2 separate regions of the Mus musculus genome follow, and region 1 is linked to region 2. Evidence: chromatin loops called from intact Hi-C (ENCODE). Cell type or tissue: left cerebral cortex. All regions are shown on one strand.

Evidence for each region. Hi-C counts contacts between places; a loop is a spot of excess contacts. Peaks named below come from ENCODE experiments on the same cell type or tissue, not always from the same donor. Only the 100,000 strongest peaks of a DNase experiment are listed, where the experiment ranks them.
Region 1: it touches region 2 in a loop (2.7-fold over the local background); 2 of 42 quality-filtered maps call a loop at or near these places.

What each region holds. Positions count from the first base shown.
Region 1 is chr3:80,606,260-80,614,259 of GRCm38, reverse strand. No RefSeq gene overlaps it. Among named protein-coding and RNA genes, the nearest start is that of Gria2, 190 kb to the left of the region's middle. In left cerebral cortex, no CTCF peak of the experiment used is centred here; DNase peaks (open chromatin) are centred at 3,643, 5,596 and 6,245; H3K27ac peaks cover 1,978 bases.
Region 2 is chr3:80,802,161-80,810,160 of GRCm38, reverse strand. It overlaps Gria2 (glutamate receptor, ionotropic, AMPA2 (alpha 2)), which reads left to right and starts at 7,468. Exons shown (of 16, transcript NM_013540.4): 1 at 7,468-7,864. The coding sequence starts at 7,777. In left cerebral cortex, a CTCF peak has its summit at 4,610 (motif pointing right); DNase peaks (open chromatin) are centred at 4,621, 7,340 and 7,956; H3K4me3 peaks cover 1,328 bases; H3K27ac peaks cover 1,909 bases.

The DNA of each region.
Region 1 (8,000 bases), 200 kb after region 2:
GGGAGGAGCACTCCGATTGGTTGGCTAATACCATGTGTTCCTTGCTGAAAAATATACATTCAAATAACATTATACAGACTAATCAGGCTGTATTTATGTATTTTTAGAATATCTTTCTCTCTCTTTCTCTCAGTATTTCTCTCTGTCTCTGTTTCTCTGTCTCTGTCTCTCTCTCTCTGTCTCTCTCTCTCTCTCAGACATATACACACAGGTAAAGGAAGAGGAAATATTAAAAGTCAAAAAAAAGAAATAATTTAAAAAATAGACATTTGAGAAAACACAGCCTCTGTAACAAACAGTGATAGTAAAACTAATGGATCAAATATCTGAATATAGGACCTGAAACTTTAAAATCACTAAGGAAAAAATATAGGAAACAGGTAGGCCTAGACCAGGACTTTTTAAAGTATAGGACACTAGTTGCTCAGGAAATAAGGCCCAAAAGTCGACAAATAGAACCTCCTAAATTTAAGAATCATCTGAACAACAACAACAACCACAAATCAGAAGAAGGACATATGACAAAATCAGAGAAAGTCTTTGCCATTTATACATCTGACAGAAGATTAATACCAATAATATCCAAGAATATAAAAATATTAATCAAACAAACAGTCTGCTGAAAAGTGGGCTAATTACGTAAGCAGACATTTCTCTAAAGGAGAAATATATATGTATAATAAATATGAAAGTGTTCCAATATTAACCATTGGAAAAATGCAAGCTAAAGTTAAATAAAGATTCTATTCTGTCTGTATAGTGAGAATTGCTTTCATCAAGAAAACAAATGACAACAAGGAGTGGAGAGAGTATGGGAAAACCCTTACTGGATGCTGAGAAGAGTGTCTGTCAATGAGTATACACACTAGTGTGGCCATTGGTGAAGCCATGAGTGTAGTCATTGGTGTAGTCATGAGTGTAGCCATTAAGGGAAACCAATGTGGACATTTTGCAAAAACACTAAAAAAAGCAGAACAAGTTTATAAGCCATGAATACCATTCCTGGACATAAACCAAAAGGGATCTATATTTTACTACTTGGCAACTTGCACGCCCATCTTAATTGTGTCCTGCTCATAGCAAGAACATAGTATCAGCCTAAATACTCATTAGACAAAGAATGAAAAGTGGGCTAGTTACCTAAGCAGACAGAGATAACGAGATTGTGGTGTATAACCACAATGGAATTTTATTCAGCCAAGAAGTAAAACAAAATTTTCAAGGAATTGTAAGGAAATGGAAAATGCTGTATCAACTGAGGTAATCCAGGCTCAGAAGAAAAGCATTGTTAAAAAAAAAAAAAAAAAAAAAGAAAAGAAAAGAAAAGGAAAAAAAAAAACCAACATACAATGTTGTGAAAAAGAAAATACATGCAGTGTCTGTGCATTTGCAGCCATACATTTTAAGTTAAATTTCATCATAAATTGTAATAAACTAAGGACAGTATATTTCTCCTTCTTTGAAAATCAAATATATTCAGATATAATAATATTCACTTTTTTATTTATCTAGGATGAGAAACATAAGTCATAAAAAGGCAATTACTGGGTCATAGAATATTCTTAATAATTTTGTTCTTGATTAATTGTACATAAAATCTTGCTGTACAAATGAGTCAGAATGATCTTACAAATGGGTGAGCTCTTGTTCTCTCTCTCTAAATCATCAGCAAGCATTCAATGGTTTATTTACCACTTAGTATCCACTGCAGATAGAGACCTATTCAAAACATGCTATACGGACAAAGTGGGTAAGAGCAGTCCTTTAGAAATTATGATGGCAGAAACCTATGGATGCACACACAAAGGAAAGAAAAGAAAATGGCAGAATTGGCCCTCAGTAGTGCACAGACATTTAGGCAAGAGTGGGCACTGTACAGGAAAGGGAGTTCGAGCCAGTGGTATATTACTGATACTTCACTTAAGGACTGAACTAAGATTATGCCGTGGAAGATATATGTATGCTTCTAAATTGCAGTTAGTGAAGTGCCATTATAATCATCCAAAATATGATTAGTTTTCCTTTTGCTGGAATCCTATAAGTAGGAATGAAAAGACATGCCAGGATCATAACATCACAAGTTGTATACATGTACCACGTGAAAGAAGATCCAGACTCGACACATGATTAACAGGATTTCCCTATCTTGCTACAAACATAGGTGAGAGATTCCATTTTCAAATAAATGGGGAAAGAAAACATGAGAATCTGAAAGGAAGACAGTAAGCTAGTAAACAAAAAAATATTCATTTTTATTTATAAATTAGTTTCTCTATGAATAATAAATGTAAGGGAGAGAAAGCTAGTATTGTTTAAAATATATGAATTCTTCAAGCTTTATATCTTCATTCCTATTAACTATTTAAAAACACCAATGCCAGGTATATTTGTATAAACCCTAACCCACTGATTTCTGGTGGCTGAGACAAAAGAACAGACAGACCAGCCTGGACTATACCAGGAGATACTGGTTCAATAAATGAAATCTTTCTAGAGGGAGTGTTTTTTTTCAGAGGAGAAACCAGGAAACGGGCTACCATTTGAAATGTAAATAAAGAAAATATCCAATAAAAAGACTGAAATAAATAAATAAATAAACAAATAAATAAATAAATAAAATCTTTCAAATTAAGAACAACACTCTACATGTGAAAGACATTGATGTTCTTTTCTTCATATTGTTTTAATTCCAACAAACATTTGAAACCAGTTAATGAATGTATTCGGAAGATAATTTGCAGTCTTCCTGAAACACAAATTTAAATCATAACTGTTAGAAGGTATTTTATTAAGGCATAATGTTAGCCTGAGATCAAGGTCTAGAGATTCTTTATCATCTTCAGCAAATGCGTCTTTGTTAAGTTCTGCAAATAATATTCTTTGTAGAATTATATAAATGACAATATTTATTAAAATTAGTATTATATTAATAATATTATTAGAGATAAGAATATAGTTTACTATGTGAAATAGTAAGATAAAGAAAGAGCTCCTGGTTGGGACTGGCGTAGTATTTACCAGCATTCTCTGCTATCCTTTCTCTACGTTGACATACGTAGTCTTGGGACTAATTTAGAAGGAAAACCTATACTCACACAATAACCTACACTCTATCTTTTTCCATGACAGTATCCTCATAAAGTATTTTTTTTAATGTACAGGAGTTATCTTATGTGAAGATTTGTCTCTTTCAACCTAATAGTAAATTTATTTTATTTTTATATTTGTGTGAACCCAGAGATATTCATTTTATTTGCACCAATACAGCATTGGCCATTTTTAATAGTATTTTAATTACTTAATCTAGTGCTTGATTGTTCATTTGACTCTTCAAATTGTCCCAGCTTTGGGTATTTATACTCTCTAAGTTTATGTCCTTTTAACATGACCACATCCAGAAAACTTAAAAATAATCCAAGAAAATATTCTATAATTAAAGACATTCTGAATGCAAGTATGATTAACTTGCTGAAAGAGACAAGTTGCACAGTAAAATTAATGGCATTTTTATGTCCTAAGAGTAAGCAGGATTTGACGATGCTTTGTGAGAGATAATTTTATGTGAGTTCGTGGGTGATCTTCCTTGTACCAGACAAAAAATGACACTTATTCCCTGTTCTCATTCTTATGCTTGCTCAGCTGGCAGGGACCTACTGCCTTAATGACTATTTCTGCCACACAGAATTCTTTCTTTGACTAAGCATATGTAAGAAAATACCTTTCATCTTCTTTTTCTGCTGCCCACAAAAGAGGGGTTGATTGGCTTGAATATTTCAGAGAAATAGCAAGACAGCAAGAATTGGAGAGCAGGAGAGGCATTCATTTTCAGGTAAAGGTAGACAGCAGCATATTTTCCCTCTCAGTGGGAATAAGATCTTCTGATGCATTCTATTATTGTCAAATACTCTTCACAAGCTCTACCAAATGTATTTATGAAAATATGTGATGTTATATGCAAAATTCACAAAACCTTAATGACACTTTTCATTTTTCTTTTAATTGATAAAAAATGACTGCAGGTACTTCGTATTTCCTAAGTAAATATATACATGTATCATACAACATATGATGTTCAAAACGCTGTGGTAGTGTGATCATTTTCTATAATTGCAGCTTCATATATTGAAGCTCTTGCAAAATTGTAGACACAACTAAAGGCACATAGGCATGCTATCTTGTCTAGCCATGAGAATCTAGCACCCATCAAATAATGAATTAGGCCTGGATCTCCTAAGGTCCTTATTCAAATTCTCAGGCATCAAGAAACTGTCCAAGAACTGGAGGTCTTCAATGATAACTTTTCTCCTTTGCATCTCTACTTCTCCTTTCTACGGATAAGAGGAGGAGATGCTGAAAATGTGATTCAGCCCTCTCTGAAGATTTCCTCTAGAACAAAAACACAATCATGGTGGTTACTGTGAAAGTAAACTCCTTTGGACTCATGAATTGTTAGACACACATTCCAGGGTAATTGAAGGAATGAAAGTATGTTGTGTGCGAGCAGTACCATTCATGAGACAGAGACCTGATGACCTGATCAAATAAAAGAGAGAAAGAGAAATCATTTGATTGCCAGCACTGCCTTCTCTGTTTCCAGATCTACCTAGTGTCTGCCACTCCTTAGACAGGAGCTGGTCTTGACCCCAGGACTTCCACAACATCTTCTGACCCATGAAGGACTGTTGGTCCAAGCAACTATGAGCAAAAGAAATACTTTTAATTACTTTTTATCAGGCATTTTATTCTAAAAATGGAAAGAGTAACTAAGCTAGTAATGAAGGGAATTATTGGTTATCTTTGAACAAAAGAAAGAATGATCAGTCTGTAGTGATGGTGTGTTATTACAGAACTGACCCAGATAGGAAGCTCAAGGCAGAGGCTTTTCTCTCACGTAACCAAGTGGTAACAAAGTCTTGAACTTTGAACACAGTACTATCAGTTAACAAGAGGCAATAGTTTGAGGCAAATCTAAGAAACAAGACCAAAACATTATATGGAGATATAGGAAGTGGGGGAGTATTCTGTAGGATAGGATGGGGGATGTTTAAACCTCATGTCGATAGCCGTAAATACTGTCTGCAGATTGCTTTAAATAACAAAACAACATAACCCCACTTTGCTGTCCAATAAAGGTTTAGATTCACAAGAATGTTTTAGTGACCCAAGGTAGACCATCATGTCTAGAATTATCACTACGAAACTGTGTGTTTTATAACTTCTTGAGAAAGACTGCATGGTGAATGTGATGATGAAGAAATGTGTACTTTTGTTGTAAATGTTGCCCTACAGAGTTTAGATTACGGCAATCCTGTTTAAATTTTCTCTTTTCTCATTCCCAACCATGTCAGCTTCCAGGTCTTGGTTATGGTTAACAAAAGTCTTAAACAGAATTTATTGACCTAATGAGTTGTCAGCTTGGTAACTGATTCCCTGACATTTTGTTAATGGGCTGCTTTATTGCATGAAGTTAACAAATGTCTCTTGTTAGTCAAAATACTTCATAGTTCAGCAACAATTGCTCATGGGAAGGAACGGAAGAGAGAGCTAATGTCAGACCACCCACTCGGTTTTCCTGTGTTCACTTTGTACCTTCCCTGTCCTCTCTGGCTTGCCTCAGTGCCTTTCCTTACTTGTGCCCTTGATAATAGTCAAACCCTTGTTCTTATTCTGTCGCCTACAGAGAAGCACATTCTTTTCAGTTTTAAATGATGTAGGAGCTCTTTCTTCTACTAGGAATCCATGGGGCTTATTATGAAAGGGTACATTGCGTGACAGTTTGAAAATAAAACTAATTAGCTCTAAAAATATAATCCTTTCAGTTCAGGCATTTTATATTTTCAATAATAACAACAGAAATACTCATTTTTACAGTGGAGAGTACATCATTGAAAATACAAAATATTAATAGTAGTAATGAAAATTATGACATAAATAAATGTCATGACCTTGAAGCCTGAAATAAACATTTCACTGGTTTCTATTTCCATATTTTAAGATTGAGTCATGCAAAAAGAATACATTAAAATCACATCTGTAGATTACAATAATATATGTTGAATTCTAAAAATGAATAATGATTTAAACATTGCAGAGAAGACTTAGATTTAATAAGAATCCAGCTCAAATCTCACTAGAGATAGTGAATAGCAGGCTAGCCAGAAATTCCATTCGCAAATGTCTGGACTCCTGCTAGGCATTTCCTGCACATTCAAAGCTCATCACAAACATCTCCAATTAGCACCAGAGGACATTGAAAAAGGTGAAAGAGTGTTAGTGTGCACTTGCATGCAGATGCTGCTACCAAAGAAAAGCTCATTGCAGCCAGCCTACAGAGACAGCAACCTTTTTTTATGGGAGAGATTTGCATATTAAGAAAGGAATTAGGATATTTACAAGACACTTTTCAGTATTCACAAACGAAAAAAGCTCCCCTTATTCTTAAAAACCTTTGCTTTTTTGTGGGTATAAATTCTTCATGCTATGTTCCAAAGGCCATAAAAGTTCTTTACTTTATTCAGGTTTATTAAGATATTGAATCTTAATGAGAAACTCATGTTAAAAGTACTTTCTTGTATCATTTCAAGAATTGGTGTTGAAAGAGCAAGTTATTTCTTGGCATATGCAAGTGCCATTAATTATCATTGCATGAGCTCATCATTATCATTAAAAATCATCTCCTATCCTCTACACAAGGTCATTTTGCTTAAGGACCATAAGAAGAGGAAAATGTAATGCCCACAAGCTACCATTACATTTCCCAAAACTTGGTTACTTACTTTTACAATTCTCTACTTGGATGCATACCAGCTTGAATTTTATTTAAACATTTTATATTTTTAAAGTTCAATGTTTGAGCCATTTTAACACTTGCTTCACTGTGGTAATTGATTAAATATGTATATATTTGTCATATTTTTATATTAGCATCCTTAGGCATGTAAAATATTGCTATTGGTGGGCACACTAAGTCTAAAATAACCAAATAGCAAATAGCAAACTAATAAATAAATCTATCATTTCTATGCTGCTCCCTATGTGGTTGTATTTAGTTCTGGAGGGAGGGTTGTTTTGTATTGTTCTTCATTGAAAAAGTTTCTGATTCTGAGTGCAGACATCTTGACACTCTAGTACTTTTGAGGTAATGATCAGAAAGAACCATTTTCCCACTTCAGACTCATTTCCAATACAGGTTGGAATAGATATCATATTATGAATTTCCAATAGTCTAAATTACAGAAACTTATTTTATTCATTGAATAGAGCTATTGGATTTACAAAGGTAGATCATGTTTTACAGTTCAGGTGAGATAATTTAATCCTGATAATTTTATTTGCTGTGAAAAACATGTGTGAAGGATCTGAAGCTATTTTATACAGGATGGTAGAACAGTCCAGGAAATGAATAGGTAAGAAGTTTGCTTTAAATTGGAACAAGGACATTTTGTTAATTTTAAGGAAAAGTAATAGAAATAGCATAACTCTCCCCCCCCCCAGAAGGAATGCCATCCCACCCAAGTTGGTAATACATCATAATAATGAAAGACCACATAGCCACTTTTTCTTCAACTCACATGTGCAGGATCTTTTGAAGCTCACTAGGATCAGATGCCCAAGGTGGGAAATAGGTGGGTTGTACATTCAGAAAAATCAGATGGGCTGAGAAATATAGGACTTTCTAAGGAAGCACTGGGATGGCTCTGTAGGTAAAAATAGTCTATGGGGGTGAGCCTAGCTGAGAATCCTACCAATAGAAGATATGGAGTCTCAAGTGGCCATCTCCTGTAGGCAGGCAGGACTTTCAGTAGAGGGCAAGGGACATCAACCCTCCCACAAAACCATCAACGCCAAATTTGTCCTGCATACAAGATATGCAGCAACAACCATGGAGCAGAGGTTGAGGGGATAACCAACCAATGATGGCCTCTATTTGAGACCCATCCCATGTAGAGTCAACCCCTGACACTATTAATGATACTCTCATATCCTTGCAGAATACATCT
Region 2 (8,000 bases):
AAAAAAAAAATACCCTCTTGCTGTTGCCATGTCTTTCTCTGTCACAGGAAACAATCAATTCTATGCAACAGCAGGCCTGAAAATGAAATTTTGCTTATATCATACCAGACAACACTCTGAAACAATGGCTACTGACGGCAGGAAGAAAGTTGAATTTTGGATTCATACCCACATAATCTGTCTCTGATAAATCTAACATGACAGTTTTAGAATAAGGGAAATAGAGCCACTCAAGGTTATGCGAGACAGTCTGCTTGAAAAAGTTCTGCTCCTTGTTTCTAACATTTCAGCACAGTGCACTGACTAAGGAAAGCATGTCTCCATCCTTGGCTGCATTCTAGATGCTGTGGAAGGTGACTGCCCTTTTCCAAGTTGGGCATCTCAAGCTCCTCTTGAATCAAGTCAGCAGTGCCTCTGGCAGCTGTGTGACTGCACTCTGATTGAGGGTAGAGTAGTGGAGGCTATAAAGTGCAAAATCAGAGGGAATCACTTGGAAGCCAGGACATTCAAAAACCAGCAAGCCAGCATAAAATCAAACAAAACCAAACAGAAGAAAATAGCAAGAGAAGCTGTAGAAATACAGCAAAGAAAACCAAAAGCTCAAGTGGTCCAGAACAAAGGGAGCTTGCTTATAAGAAGCCTGTTGAGTTCAGGTGCTGAATAAATCACTGTGTATCTTTGAAGGAATCAGCTTTAAAAATAGTTTAAAATAGAAACAAAAGAGATACACCTTTTAAAATTTTGCATGTTACACAACCAAGTGTCATTAACTCAAGGCATAAAATGTCACAGCCTATCTCTAGAACTGACTTGCCTTGCACAATTGAAACTACACAATTTTTCAGCATAATCTCAGTTTTCCATATTCCTGAGCTTCTGTGGTACACCATTTTAGTCTGTGCATCTGCATGCTTGCTTATTTGAGAACATCAGATTAGTGGAGGAATGCAGTATTTGTCCTGTTGGTACAAGTAATCTCACTTGACATATGTCCTCAAGAGTCAGCTTTTTATTTTTTTATTTTTTTTTATTTTTCCTTCTTCCTCTTAATGGCAGCATACTATTTCATTGTGTGTTTGTGTCATTTTTATATCTTCATCTGAAACTTGTTTTGTTTTACTATCTCTATAACTAGCCTATTTTCACTGTAACTATTATAAACACAGAGTGTTACTAGCTCTTTCAAATATTCACTCGAATTCTTCTCCATATAAACTCAAGGGAGGCATTGCTCCTTTTTTGTATGTCGTAGGGAGAAAGTCCCATACTATTGCTCATATGGCCAGTATCATTTTACTTTCCTGTTGACAGTATTCAGGGATGCCAGAAGCTCGTTCTAGTTACCACCAACAAAATTATGCTCTTTGGCAGGAGCAAAACTTTTTATGAAACACCAAACATTACTTTTAATGACTTCATGTAGATTACTTTCATAACATGAGGACAAAAAAAAATGACAAAAACAACCTAAGCAATGAACGATGCTTTGTATTGGCTTCCAGTATCCCAGTTCATCATGATGGGGAATTCATGGACTGGCACTTGTGACAGCTTGTCACATTGTTTTTACAGTCAGGAAGGAGAAATGGATGCATGCTGATGTTCATCTTGCTTTTTAACAGTCATTTAATTTGTTATTCCAGCCCATTAATTGGAACTAGGGACATTTTAGATATGTCTTCCCATCCCGATTTATCCAATCTAGACACGTTCTCCTAGAAAAACCCACAGATCTGTACCCCAGGTTATTCCAGATATTGTCAAATTGGCAACCGGATTAGCCACCAGATTAATGTGTTTTGATTGCTTCTCAAATATTTTTTCATTTTTACTATTTATTTTAAAAATATTTTAAATTGTGTTAGTGTGAGTAAGAGTTTATTCTCTTGAGTTTAGGTGCCCCCTGAGGCCAGAAGAAACAGCTGATTCTCTTGAACTGGAGATGGGTAGTTGTGGGTCACTGAATGTGAGTGCTGAGATCGAACTTAGGTCATTTTCAAGTGTAGTGTGTGCTCTTAATTGCTGAGTCATCTTTCTAGCCCTCACAAGCATCATTAACACCCTATTTTAAAGAATTAAAAATTGGAAATTGTTTGGTGCACCAATGTGCAAGGTTATAACATTAAACTTATATTGAAAAGAGGAAGAAAATGACTCAATATCGATAAAACTCACATTTAATATTCATAATGAAATTATGATTCATTTATTCTGACTTATTTGGCCTTTTTAATAAGTAGAAACTATCACATGAAACACTATCATTATATGAATCTCATCCCTTTCTTTTGTACATTTCTGATTTTCAGGGCTCTCCAAAAATCCCTGGTGAGATCATGTACTTTCGGGCACTGTCTCCTTCCATGAAAACCAACTTTTTCTCTCTCTCCATCTCCTTTGGTTCCATCACATGCAAGTCTACTTGCAAGTCTTAATAAGGGTCTATCCTAAATAGTTTTCAATACAACATTTTTGCCCTGTCTCAAGTGGGGTTCTTTTAGTTCCGGCCCTTGTAGTCCCTTCTGAAACACAGACTCACACTGTATCTTCCTACATTCTGCATGCTCCCACCTAAACACTGCTTCCAAAATAGCCTGAAAAGCAAGTTTTAGAACATTTAGCTCCATGTGATCTAGAAAACGTCCCTTTCTCCTGTAAGATAAAGCAAAAAATATGTATATTTTATACACATATAATATATATTTATATACTGTATACAATTTAAGCTATAGTCCTGTTTGTTTCTGCCACCAATCTTTGCCTTGTGTTCACTCTCCTAGAAACACTGAACTACTTGTAAGTCTCAGCATGTGCCCATGATTTGCTGATGTCACTGGCTTTCTATGAATTGCCTTCCTAGGCAAAATGCTAGCCTTTTCTTAGCTAAACCCTGCTTGACTCAGTCCAGGTGTGAGCCTTTGATGACATGTTTCTCCCTTTGAAATCCAAGATAAAGTTGGCATTAGAGATATTTGCCTGCTATTCTACTTTGCTTTCTGTTGCTGTAATAAACAAAATCCACTTGGAGAGGAAAGGGCTTATTTCAGTTTATAGGTTATGATCCATCATTGAAGAAAGCCATGAGAGGATTTCAAGGCAGGTGCTTGAAGTAAAAAATGGCAGAGAAACATGACTCACTGGGTTTGTTTGCTGGCTTCTCAGCAACCTTTCTGAGCCCACCAGCCCAGATACTGCAGTGCTCACAGTGTCCTTGTACCTCCTCTATCAATCAACAATTAAGGAAATGCTCCCATATACATACCCAGAGATTAGTCTAATGAAGGTAACTGCTTGATTGACGTTCCTTCTTCCTGTGTGTGTTACCTTCAAACCCAAGATAGTCCATCACAATGACCATCCTTAACTTTCACTGATAATTTGCACAAAATCTGAATTTGTCATTTTCTCATCACATTTTTTGTTGTTGTTGTTTTGTTTTGATTTGGTTTTTTGTTTTGTTTTGTTTTGTTTTTCAAGACAGGGTTTCTCTGTGTAGCTCTGGCTGTCCTGGAACTCACTCTGGAGAGCAGGCTGGCCTCGAACTCAGAAATCTGCCTGCCTCTGCCTCCCAAGTGCTGGGATTAAAGGCATGCGCCACCACTGTCCAGCTTCATTATATCATCTTAATCTCGTAATTTATAGCACCAGGCATAATAGATAAATACCGTAGTCACTTGCTATCTATAGATGCTATAATTGAATTTGATGTTATTAAATCCTTCAAACATAAAGTGGATACTGTTTTTCTATTTTAGGATTCTATACTTTAAATATCATATGTATATACAGACATACACCTACATATATCTATACATACACATTTATAATGCTTATGATTAGTAGTTTTAGATATGTGTCCTTGGGCTTTGAATTTGACATGCTGAGTCAATAATTTAAAATTCTGAAAAACAACAGTATGAACAATATTGTCTCAATCTTAATGTTTAGCTATATTTTTCTTAATTGAGAATCTCAAAATCCATTTCTCTTTATATATTTAGATCTTTACAACTCTTCTTTTTTTTTTTTTTCTGGTGTCTTAGAAAATAGGGTCTCATGATTAGAACACTGGAACGTTGTTCTGTTTCTTTGGCCATCTCCCATCTTTTGATGGGTTTCAATAAAGCCTTTCGGGGTTATGATGACTTCTGCTTTGTCAGACTTTATCAGTACAAACTGTAACAACTGAGTGAATAGTACAGTTTTGACTAGATATGCTTCCAGAAGTTTGTTTCAAGTCTGTTCAAAATTACCTCCACTCCATTCTCCATGCCTGACAAAATTTCTCTATGATAAGTATTTTAATTATAAAATATGAATATAAAATAATTGAAGATTTGACAAACACTTAAATTTGTTAGTTTGTGAAAGTTTACTTTAAAAATTAAAAGAAATTATAATTGAAATAAAGGTGGACTAAGAATGAGAAAATATATATCTAACTGTTATCATCCTACAAATTATATTTCAATATAAATATATTTCAATAAAAACAACAGCAGCAACCAACCACTGAAACAATCAATGAGAAAGATAATATTGATTTTTACTTTTTGTGAATTTTCTTGTATCTGAAAGGCTGCTTAAGAGCTACAGAGTTTCCAGGAGTGAACAGCAGAGGGCAGAAAACAGCAACTAGGTCCTTAGAACCTATTGTTCTATTCAATTTCTTTGTAATATTCAAAATTGATTTTGTTATTGATAAATTTAAGTATTCAAGAAACACGAAGCTTTGTGGCTTTAATGGGTGATCTTTATGCTTATAAAAAAACAAACATCAGTATTTTTCTATTTACTGTATAACCATTTACTCCATTCAGTTTAAAGTCATTATACTTAGACAGCATTCTGTGGTGAAAAGAATATCTACTACTTAATGTAGTGCATTGAAAAGCTTCATGGAAGATCATATTAATGTAATTATGTTAGTTTTAGTAGGAAATGTTTCTAGCTGTGTGAATGTCAGATGTTTACCTAAGTTTTGAACATAGATTTGCTACTAGAGTAGCAATCACATTTCAAAAATGCCTGATAAAATGTTATAGACTATGTACAATTACAATTTACCAGCAGAATGTAATGTTTGATAAGGTTGTTTATATTCCATGGGGATAAAGCACTATGATTCAGCAAGTTCATGTTCTTTAAGGATGAAATCCAGTCAATTTTGAGTTCATGACTGCCCTTGAATTTCAAATAGGTTAAAATGAAAGCTGCTTTCGAAGAGTCCCTTTATTTTAAATTTTAATTTGCTTGCCAGACACATTAATAGTATCATACATTTTTTCCATAATCAAGCTCCTGTCCCTTTATCATCAACTATCATCCCAGAGCACTTTGGATGAGACCGAAGATGCTCTGGTGGCAGACATTGAACAGCAAGTATAAGAAGCATGTTACTGAGACATTTTCCTTGCTGTATCTGTTGACCTGGTTCTATTAGAAGTTCATAAACTTCAAACCACTCTTGTGCTGGGTGTCAGAAGTAGAGGTGAAAATGTGTGTAATTTGTTTGATTATTCTTTATGTAACAAGTTGGGGTATTTATAATTCTTGTTTTACCTATAATTGTATTCTTATTGATTTTCTACAAGGCTTTGTATGTTCCTATTTAGAGGACCTGTTTAAATGAATGTGAAATTTTTGATTCACAGGTGAGATGAATTATTGGTTATAAAAAGAAGGTATTTTCACCCAGAATATGTCAGCTTATAACTTTAGTATATTATACATATGTTATGCATTCTTGCCTTAGGAACAAACACCCCCCTCCCACACACACACGCACACACACACACACACACACACACACACACACACACACACAAACACAGACAGAGGGGGAAACAGGGGAGGAGAAAGAGAGTGAGTAACAGAGGGGGTGGAGAATGACTTAAAATCACAAGCTTACAATATTTGGAAGTCACGGGTATTACTTTGCTTTTTTGCTTTTCTTCATTCCTTCTCATTTTCATGAGAAACATGTATTTTAAAATTTGTTTTAATAAATAGGGACTTTTAGACCCAGTGACTAAGGCAAAGTATGATTTATGATGGTTAAAAACCATGTGTGATATTAAAGTCACATTTTCTCCATAAGGTTTAACTATGGTGTGCTTTCATGCACTTTGGGCCATCAGCCAGTTTTCCCTTTGATGCTGTCAGCTTCAATCTCCTGGCTCCTGGCAACAGATCTCTGAAATGAGACCTCTTTCATTTCTCTGTTTAAAACAAAACACATACAATTTGGTAAAGAATTTCTGAGGCTGCAGAGAGACTTGCCACGCAGGTATATAGAGATGGCTTGGCATGAAGTGGAGTTTTGAACATAGATTTCACAGGCATATACAATCATCGCTATGCTTTACCAAGCCCCTTCTCACAAACTTTAATTTTTAATGTATTCGTTACAATCCAGATACCCAAGCAGGCTCGGTGTAATGAGGTAACCTACTTCCTTGAGGCAGTGATTATTTTTGAAACTTAAGGCCATAATGTAATGGGGTATCTGGTTTGTAACTAAGAGTGATACATCCATTCTAGACTACTACCCCCCCCCCCCCCCCCGCAGAAACCTACGGTTCTTTCAATCTCTATACAAAACGGACATCTAAGAGCCAAGTCTACATGACTCTACAGCAGGGGGGAGTCTGCACTGTAGTACAAGAGCAATCCACAGGCAATGTGGCTTGAACAATCGAACCACTATCCAAAGGGGCATACTCTAAAGATGGATTCCTACACGAAGTCTTTCAAAGGTTTGATCGAGTTACCCGGGTCTTGGCATCCTTTTATAGTTAAGGATAGAATTTTGGGTTTCCCTGAGATTATGCTTGCATTATAGGAAGCTAAAGTTCACGATTTTGGGAGTTGTCCCTTCAGGGAGTATTTTGTTTGCTTTTTATCTGGGTCAGCTGAGGCAGAAGGCAGTGTGTGGATACTGCTAAGTGGATTTTGAGACAATCAAATCATATTCGTTGTGCTCAATGTAAAACAGGGCCCTACGGAAGAAAGCTTCGCCGCCAACAGCAATTAGCAGTTCGGCTTCCTAGGCATAGCAACCGGAAATCAGTTTTGCAGCATTTGGATCTGGCTGGAACATCTCTGCAGCTACAGTAAACCCTGCAACCTCAGCCCATAGCAGGGACCAAAGCGCTGTCCGCGGTGCTAAAATCGAATGCGCAAGACTGGAGGTCTCTAAGAGGCACCAGGCTGCCCGGCTCTGAGCCGCGCTTTCTCGGCACCGCGCAGAAGCTGCCAGGGCTGTGCGGGGTGCGGGGCGCTGTGCGGGGGAGGGGTGGGTGCGCGAGCTCGCCGCCTGCCTCGAGTCGCGCACGCGCGCCCGGGACTGCCTGCCCCTCTCTGTGACTTTCCTGTGTGTGTGCGTGTGTGTGTGTGTATGTGTGTGTATGTGTGTGCGCGCGCGTGTGAGAGAGGAGAGAGGGAGAAGAGAGCTCGAGAGAGGGTGATTGTGTGAGTGCACGGGAGGGTGCTGATATTCCCAGACACCGGGACCACAGCAGCAGCTCAGCTAAAAACTGCATTCAGCCAGTCCTCGGACTTCAGGAGCAGGGACAGGACGCAGGCATCAACAGCCACCAGCTAAACCTGGGAGATAAGGATTCTTCTGCCTTCACTTCGTGGTTTTAGCAGCTCCTTGCTAAATTTCGACCTCAAAATGCAGAGGATCTAATTTGCTGAGGAAAACGGTCAAAGAAGGAAAAGGAGGAAAGGGAAACGAGGGGATATTTTGTGGATGCTCTACTTTTCTTGGAAATGCAAAAGATTATGCATATTTCTGTCCTCCTTTCTCCTGTTTTATGGGGACTGATTTTTGGTGTCTCTTCTAACAGCATACAGATAGGTAGGTACCTTTTGTGTTATGCCTTTGAATTGTGCATAATTTGGTGGTAATCTTTGTTCACAGTGTGCAAATTAATTCATGTCATGTAGACTTATGTCATACCTTGACTGCATTCCAGATTGAAACTACCTAGAAT